2 separate regions of the Mus musculus genome follow, and region 1 is linked to region 2. Evidence: chromatin loops called from intact Hi-C (ENCODE). Cell type or tissue: heart. All regions are shown on one strand. Each heading gives the region's core, and the rest is flanking DNA. Links, peaks and the distances in the headings are about the cores only.

Region 1 (4,388 bases), core at 206-4,205, 77 kb before region 2:
GGAAACAGGGTACATCCAATTATACCACCACAATATAGATAAAGGAACCAGAGCTCAGAAAAGCATAGCCAAATGCCCCCCCACAGCAACACAGCCAGCAACAGTTATCAAAGCCTGAGCTTCCAGTCCAAGGTCACTCTCCTTCATCTCCATTTGCCTTTTTAATTACATTCTTTTTCTTCAGTATGGCTACTGAAAAGTATGAAATATTGAAAGCAGGATTCCTGGGACATTTTAAAAACTACACTCAGTTCATACCTAGAGGTCCAGGACAGCCTCATCCATTCACGGGATCTCCCAGGCTCGGGACAGGTCTGCAGCCCGGCCCTTACTGACTGTGATAGCAAAGCCACGGTTTGCAGCTGGAGCAACCATCCCTGTGTTGGGGTATCCCTCTCTGCTCTTCCACGTCTCATCTTGATGTGTTCCCTTTCAGAAACCGAAATTCCTACCACCAGCTGACAGACAGAAAATAACAATGACCAAATGCCGAAGGCAGCCAGCTGGACACACAGGCTGGGGACTGTTTGAGAAGAACTTCTCAAAGCCAAGGGCAGAGCCTGGTTAGCGATGATGTCGCCAACACGCCCCCTCACAGCGTCCTCTCCTTCCGGTCTACGGGATGTACCACTCCCTGCCCTGCTCTCTCTGAACATAAAGTAATTTTTAGCAAAGAGCAAGCCAGAGAACAGCGTGCTCTAGCATGCCTGTCCTTCACAAACAAAAGCAGATCATTAAGGACGGGCACTCGGAGGGATCCTTTCCGATGGAGCTGCACTTCCCTTTACCCAGGGAGAGAGCTACTCAAAAGGGGAAAAGTCAACCTAATGCTTGCAAAGAGAATCTTTTTTTTTTCTTGATCCCAAGAAATAGGATTTTTATTTTCCCCTTAAGAGACAGTCTGACTATTCTGGAACTCCCCATATAGACCAGGCTGGCCATGAACTTGGGAGTGAGCCTCCTACCCTGTCCCTGACTGTAGGATTACCAAGATTAGCAGCAGAAAGATTGGAGGATTTGAGGTTTGTTTGTTTGTTTTTGTTTGTTTGTGGCAGATAGTTGTTTTGTTGTTGTTGTTGTTATTTTATTTGTTTACTTGATTTTGAGATGGCTTGAACTCACTATGAAGTGAGGGACTAGTGTGGATGGCCTTGAACTTCTGACCCTCCTGACTGGAGTGTTGAGATTTGGTCTGTTGCTATGTATAATAATGCTAAATTCCTGTATCCCAAGGCCTAGTTGCCTCAGGAAGAGTGAATTCTCACAGGTAACAGCTTTTGTTGTGTAAACCTTGCTCCTTAACTTATTGGTTGAATAAAGATGGCTACAGCTTGTAGTTGGGCAGAAGGGAGGTAGGTGGGGCTTTGGTTCCTGGGCTTGGGGTCAAAGTCAGAGACTGTGGTGAGGAGAGGGGAGGAAGAAGAAAGAAGGTACCAATGGCCGTGGGGTAGGTAGATAGTGAGCACATGGCCATGAGGGCGGCCTGCTGGGGTAGGACCGGCCCAGGAGGAACTTAGCGACAGGGAAGCAGACAAACCAGCATAGAGGACTGATATCTGCCCAGCTCTAGTGCTTTAAGGCTTATTATAAATACAAAGGTTTTGTGTCTTTCATTTTGGAAGCAGATGATTTAATGTGGGGTAGAAACCCTTTTAAAATATTTACCAAGACATTATAGACCGGCACTACCATGCCCACTTTATTGGGTTTGGAAGATAGAGTCTATAGGGTTTGTGTGTGTTAGGCAGGTACCACCTAAAGCTACATCTCCAGCCTAAAATCCAATGTCTCCACTCCTTGGCCACCCCACCACTGAAATGTAATTTGTACATTAACGTTTCTGTTATCATCGTTCCAATTTTCACTTAACAACAATACTTCTCCCTCTAGCCCCAAATCTGACAAGCAGTCTGTTAATAAAATGTCGCTGTGCAGGGCTGAACTAACAGCTCAGCAGTTAGGAGCATTTGCTGCTCTTGCTGATCACCCAAGTCTGGTTCCCAGCACCTACACAGTGGCTCACAATGGCTTGGAACCCAAGTTCCGGAGGATATGCTGCCCTCTTGTGGTCTTCTCGGGCACCTACATGCACATAGCGTACAGCTGCACATTCATAGGAATAAAAATAGATTCTTAAAGAATGTAAATGCGCCAAACTTTCTTCATTTCTAAATCTTTTCTGGGTCCTCCTTTCAGTTTTTGTTTTTGTTTTTTAACATTCTCAACTCTTTTTTTTTTCTTTCAGCCAAGCACGCGTGCGATAGGTTACACTGAGCCTCAGAACGGACATTTGACGCTTTGACACTTTTCCTGATTTCCTTGTTGCAATGAAACGGGGCCACACCCCAGCTTAAATCCCGCCCCTGCTCTCATTTGCATAGGATACTAACTAAGCTGAGTCACTGCTATAGGAATCTAAAAGATTTGCTTCCCAGTGGCTGTCTGCAGATACCAAAGACAGACCTAAATTCAAAACAACGAAGGTCACCTGGAATGGATATACTTTCCCTGGGCCTAGACTCCCAGATGTTTTAGTTAGATCCCTTGAGACACACTTAATCCAAAAGTATCACATTGACTGTGCCCCACACCCCAAAAAAAAGATAGACCAAATCTGGCCAATATTTGAATAGATTTCCACAATGGTTCCCATCCTGTAAATGTTTAAACAAGTTCAGCCAGGCTTGGTACTGCAGGCCTTTTGTCCTAGGTCATAAAGAGACGGATCTAGGAGAGTAGCAAGTTTAAGGCCAGCCAGAGCAGCACAGTGAGATCAGGGCATGCCTGGACAACTTAGTGAGACCCTATCTCAAAGTAAAGAACGATACCAGGAATACAGCCCGATGGTCAAAGGTCTGCGCAGCACGTGCAATGATCAGACCCTGAGTTCAAACCTGAGTGCTTCAATCAATCACAAAAATAACTGCCAAGCCTTAAGGACTTGGCTATGGGAGGTGACATCCCTAAGGTTTCAAAACTCAATAGCTGGACACCCACATCCGCTCCGCAAACACTGCAGTATTTGACTACCGTTTGCGCTTGCTGGTTAGAGTGGGCTGTGATACCTGACTGGACTCAGCTAGAGAAGGTAGGGAACCCTATCCAAAAAGACGCTAAAATACGTCAGCAGAGAACACCACCCCAAACAAATCCCAACATCAGCTAGTTTTATCAGAGGGTCTGAATCTTACAGTAAGTTACTTGATACAAAGCCTGGCTTAGCCAGGAAAATCTAGAAGCCCTGCCCTGCCAATCAACGAAATGAAGTCGTGCACAGACAAGTTTGGATGTATTTTTAAGTGAAAATTTATCAAAAAGAGAGGCCAGTCCAGAGCTCCATCAAGCTAATCTGTGCGTCTAGGTACCGCAGCTCCTCTATGAAAATCTTAGCGGGCAGCAGGGTGGGTCTTAAGTACGCAGACCCAAACGGATGCGTTTTTAGAGCCCTGCAGGCTGCTGTCCCCAACCCACTGGCACTCGGCCCCACCCCCAAAAAAGTCCCGATTTGCTCAGCAACACTTTCCCAGGCGCAGGGACTGGGAGCCAAGGGGTCCGGGTGAGGCCTGGATGCAAGCCAATAGAAAGGGGATGTGAGGGACCAGAAACACGTCTGGGAAATTCTGCTCCCCAGAAGGATGCAGAGACAGGCTGCAGGACCCAGGCGACTGTCCTCCCCGCTGAATCCGGGCGTGACCGCCCCCGCACAGGGGCACCGGCTTCCTCTCGGTCTTTCCAGAAGCAGGCGAGCTCCAGGCTCGAAATTGAGGATGGGCCGAAGGAACTGCGCCCCCACCCCCACCCCCGCCGCCGCCGCCGCCCCCTCTCCCGAGGGACCTACGCCCCGCAGCTCTGCTTACCTCGGCCCGCGGCCGCGCTGGTGGCCGTGGAGTTCCCGCAACCCATCGCGCCACCCGCAGGGAAGCCGCGCTCTGGACCTCAGGTCCCAGTGGAGGAGACCCAGAAGGAGGCGGCGCGCGGGACTAGGGACAGCCCTAGCCCCGCCCCGCGCGGGGACCCCCACGAACCCACCCGTCACCGCGGCAACCACGGCACCGACCAATGCGCAGCCTTCTGCGCGTTCCTGGGCCAAGCATTGGTGGCGGTTGAAAGTGGGCGGGAGTTTAAAGTAGGGTTTGGGGGTCATGGCAGAAGGCGTGGTCCGCAGCAGGTCTCACCCGCTCGCTCTCCCTCTTGTTCACCTTCGCTCTCTTTCTTCGTGGCCCCTCCCTGTCCCCAGGATGTGGAGAGGAGAGGAAGTGACAGGGAACACCTGCTCTGAGTATCCTGGGTGTACGTCTGATAAGGCTAAGGTCGACAGACTAATTGATATTCAGATCTGAAGAGGAAACCAAAACCTCTCCTGCTTTCGAAGAAAGCTGAGACAGCTC
Region 2 (4,388 bases), core at 114-4,113:
TTTTGGGGTACATCTTCCCACCTCTAGTAACTTAATTCCTCACAGGTATGTATGCCAGGGGCTAACTTAATCTGAATAATTCTTCACTGGTGACCCTGATCCTACAGATTTCACAACCAACACTAACTGCTCAGGTAGTTCCCATAAGACATAGAATTTGTGCAGTATCATACTCTCCTGGTAATTTTGGTGACACCTCATTGGACAAATAGTACTGATTTTATGTGTCAATCCATTGAAACTCGTGCCTTTAATATACGTCAAATTCCACTTCTGACCTTCTACACAACCTTTTCTTCTTTCTCCAGCCTACGCTGTAGGGTCCTGAGTAAAGTATCTCATTCTCCAGTGTCCCTTCTTCTCACTTTTAAATGACATCACAGAACTACATAATCTATCCTTTCTAACCCCGAAAATTTCATTATGAAATTCTCCATAACGAAAAACCTTAAAAAACCAGGAAGATGAGACCTAATTATATGGCCCCAAATCATTTAGCAGTGATCTGAATATCACGGAAAACACACACACACACACACACACACACACACACACACGCACGCACGCACACACACACACACACACACACACACGTAATGTCTGTGCTCTGAACTGTTTGAGTGTGGGCCTGTCCTGGTATTTAAAAAAAAAAAAAAGAGGCCAGAGGCTGGTAAGATGGTTCAATAGTTAAGGGCACTTATCTCCAAGCCTGAGACCTGAGTTTAATATCCAGAATCCCCATGGTTGGAAGGAGAAAAGTCTTTCACAGTTTGTCTTCTGAACTTCACACACTAAATATAATTTGTCTTGTTGTATTTTTAAATGGTGTGTGCATTTCCTATGGGAGATACGTGCACATGAGTGTGCCCATGCATGTCCCTACGGGAAATAAGGTGCATGCCACAGCCTCCTACCAGGTGCTGAGAAGCAAACTCACATCTTCTGCAATGTCCTTTACACCATCTCTCCTGCTCTACCCAAGCCCATCTTCTAACCCAAATTAAAAAATAAAATAAGAAGACGCCAAGGCTGGGGGTGTGGCTACTTTGGTAGAGGGTTTGCCTAACTTGAAGGAAGCCCTGGGTTTGATCCCCAGCACTGCACAAAACTCCAGTTTGGTAGTCGAAGTCTGTTATCCCATCACGCTCTGAAAGTGGAGGCAAGAGGATCAGAAATTTAGAATCATCCTCAGTTACACAGCGAGTTAGATGACAGCCTGACTCCCTACCCCCGCCCCCCCCCCCACACACCCCAAAAAGAGGCCAGAGAACAACTGCAAAATCTGTTCACTCTTATCTCCTCCCACACAGAGAGAGCAATCTGCAGAACCGCAAGAAGATAAAAGCCTATCGTCCCACCCGGAGATGCGCCATGAGCACGGGGGAGGGCAGCCTCGAGCACCGGGGAGGGCAGCCTCCAGCCGGAACCTCCCGGTGCTGCTGCGCTGGCCGGAGGGGCCCGAAGCCCCGGGATCGGACGGAAGCGTGGTCGCCACACTTCCGGTGTCCTGTCCCGGACTGTCTACATGTCCGGCGCCTGCCACACTTCCTGTTGATCCCGGCAGCGGGGGGCCGGGCTGAGGGGCGGGCCGCGGAGAGTGGGCAGGCGCGGGCTCCGAGCTAAGTCTCAAGTCCCCGAGCGCCGAGTGTCCCCTCCTCGCATCCCGCGCTCCCTCGCCGCCGCGCCATGCCCGCCGTGGACAAGCTCCTGCTGGAGGAGGCGCTGCAGGACAGCCCCCAGGTACCCCCGGGAAGGCTGGGAGGGAGCCGCGGTGCCCCACCGGCGCTCGGGGAGGTCGGGCAGTCGTTGTCCCACAGTAGTAGCTCCCTAGCAGGGTAACAAGGTTTTCAAGCAGTGTCTCGTGCAGAAGAAGGCGACAGCACTATCCACACAGACGCTGCTGGTACTAACGAGTCCACGAGACCTAATGAATGCAGGGGCCGGAATAGGAAGCACAGAAAACCTGGATCCATCGCCAAGTCGACCCAGGGAAGAGAAAATTCCAACATTTGCCCCATTTGTGCCACAGGGTGGTGGTGATGGGGCTTCATTAATATAGTGGAGATGTGAATCAAGCCCTTTGAGCTTGAGATAGTGCATAGTGACAGTAGTTCAGAAGTCACAGGACTTTCCCCAGGGATCTTCTATTCCCTTTCCTGGTATGGCATCCCTAGCTTATTTAAATAAATACCTTCATCCTCTAGTATCTCCGGTCCTGAAAAAACTAGAAAGGCTCAAGCTGTTCTTCACAGTCTCTCCTCTTCTTTCGGGTTTCTTCCTTGGCTCCCAAAGTAACTTGTACCTCCCAGATGGAAGTTTGATGAGTTTACCTACATTTCCCCCATCTCTCCCTTGCAGAATAAATCAAAAGGGCTATCGGTGTGTGCCTGTCTTAGGCTCAGTTCTGAATGATTGTCCCCATGTAGAGGAGCAAGGATATGTAAGCAAGCTGTGATAATTAGTATTCCCATTACTTGGGATTTTGTTTTTTGTTGTGTTTTGTTTTGATACAAGGTCTTACTATGTAGCCATAACTGGACTGAAAACTTGCCCTGTAGACCACGCTAGCCTTGAACTTACATCTTGGGTGCTGGGATTACAGATGTGTTGTTATGCTCAGCCTGTTTTGTTTGTTTGTTTGTTTGTTTTGTTTTTTAACTGATTCAACTTTTTAAACAGACTGGCATGTATTGTGCTAATTCTTCGCAGGCTTCCTTATACAGCTCTGGATGTCAGGTGTTTGCTTTGGACCCCAGCCTTTGTTGGAAAGCATTTCAGCCTTCCTCCCCTGTCGTTAGGATCTGAACATAAGCGTGTGGAAATCATAACCACCGTGGTTGTGAATAGGGCTTTCCATTTGCTTTGTACTTGGTGACACGGAAGGTCAAAGACAGACCGTTTCCCTAACCAGTCGTGATGGTGGCAGAGCCAGGCACACAGACATCGCACAGTCTGGAGTTTTGAGGCCTCTAATGGGTGCGCACCATTTCTGAATGGCATAAATGAGTCTGAGACCTGGGCTGCAGTTCTGCTTCTAATTGTCCGGTGTTCTCATCTGCAGAAACTCCACAGAAAACAAGGAACATGGGGCAGATGGTCTTGAAATCGGCGGAATAGTCTAAAATTATATCTCGTCTGTATGGTTTACAATTTTGAGCTTGTGTGTGTGGGGGGGGGGGCGGAAGATGTTTAGAGTCATTGTTACTCCTACCTGACATTCTTTTTAATTTTAAAAAATATTTTTGTCCACAGTAAAGGTTTATTCTTAGACAGTTGGCGTCCCTGCAAAGTGGTAAAGCCCTTACTTAATTCAGACAATTGTCTTGTTGCCTTTCTCGTAAGGAATATTTTTAAGTACTTTTTATTCTTCAATAATTTCCTATACTTATACAGCGTATTAATATCAGATCACCTCCCCATCTTCTCTTTCCAGACACCCCAAAACATGTTCCCCACCCATTTTCCTGTCCTCTTCCCCCCTCAATAACACACAATCTAATTAGTGCTCTCTTCCTATGCATGGGTGTGGGGCCATCCAGTGGAGCCAGGGCAACCTCCCAACAGCCACACCCCCAAAGCAAACTGGCCATCCCTTCCCAGGAGCCACCAACAGCCTGTAGCTTCTCACTAAGGGTAGGGCTCTGGGGCCTCCATCCCAGGCTGCAATGCTGACTGGCATTACCTCATTTACGTGACCGAATTGCTGTGAGTCCACGAGTGGAAGTCACTGGTCCAGTAACAGTATTTCACAATACTCTGCCTCATTCTCTCATCTCCTCTTCTGTGACATTTCCTGACTCTGATACAGATGTGTGCGGATGTGGGCGTGCGGATGTGGAGGTCAGAGGACAGTTTGTGGAAGTCAATTCTCTTAATTACACCATGCAGGTTCCAGGGATTGATTTCAGGTCCTCAGACCTGGGTGACAAGTGCTTTTACAAGCCACAGAGCCACCTGTAGGAAAGTTGTCATTGCTGTTGAGACGAGTCCTCACCCATCAGTGTGACTGCTTCGGGGCTGGGGTGGGTGGGGTGGTAGAAGATAGCTTTAGGAGCCCCTCAGAGCCCGCAGAGCATGGCGGATACTGTTCTTTACACAGCACATGCTGGGCTGCAACTTTCCTCCCTGGAGATCCAGGGGCGTAGAACTGGATACAATGGAAACCATTTCTAGTATTTTATGTGAAAGAATTAGACACAGAAGCAAAGGTCAAGAATTCAGGATTGTCTAACCTGGGCTATGCTGTCATCTCCAGACTTCACCGGAGAGAACAGCTCAGTCAAGTTACAAAGATATTGAAGAAAATCTGAATGAGTTAAGAACCCTTGTGCATGGCGTTGCACTAGTGCCTCTCTTGGGTTATGTGTGGGTTGGTCATGCCTGGTCTG

What was found. Hi-C counts contacts between places; a loop is a spot of excess contacts. Peaks named below come from ENCODE experiments on the same cell type or tissue, not always from the same donor. Only the 100,000 strongest peaks of a DNase experiment are listed, where the experiment ranks them.
Region 1: it touches region 2 in a loop (4-fold over the local background); 11 of 42 quality-filtered maps call a loop at or near these places.

The regions. Positions count from the first base shown.
Region 1 is chr10:83,722,504-83,726,891 of GRCm38, reverse strand. 1500009L16Rik (RIKEN cDNA 1500009L16 gene) reads right to left here and starts at 4,027. Exons shown (of 6, transcript NM_001145198.1): 1 at 3,858-4,027. The coding sequence starts at 3,903. In heart, for the core only: a CTCF peak has its summit at 2,083 (motif pointing left); DNase peaks (open chromatin) are centred at 491 and 4,061; H3K4me3 peaks cover 1,214 bases; H3K27ac peaks cover 778 bases.
Region 2 is chr10:83,645,880-83,650,267 of GRCm38, reverse strand. Appl2 (adaptor protein, phosphotyrosine interaction, PH domain and leucine zipper containing 2) reads left to right here and starts at 1,604. Exons shown (of 21, transcript NM_145220.2): 1 at 1,604-1,740. The coding sequence starts at 1,687. In heart, for the core only: CTCF peaks have their summits at 1,456 and 1,719; DNase peaks (open chromatin) are centred at 1,537 and 3,677; H3K4me3 peaks cover 2,166 bases; H3K27ac peaks cover 2,623 bases.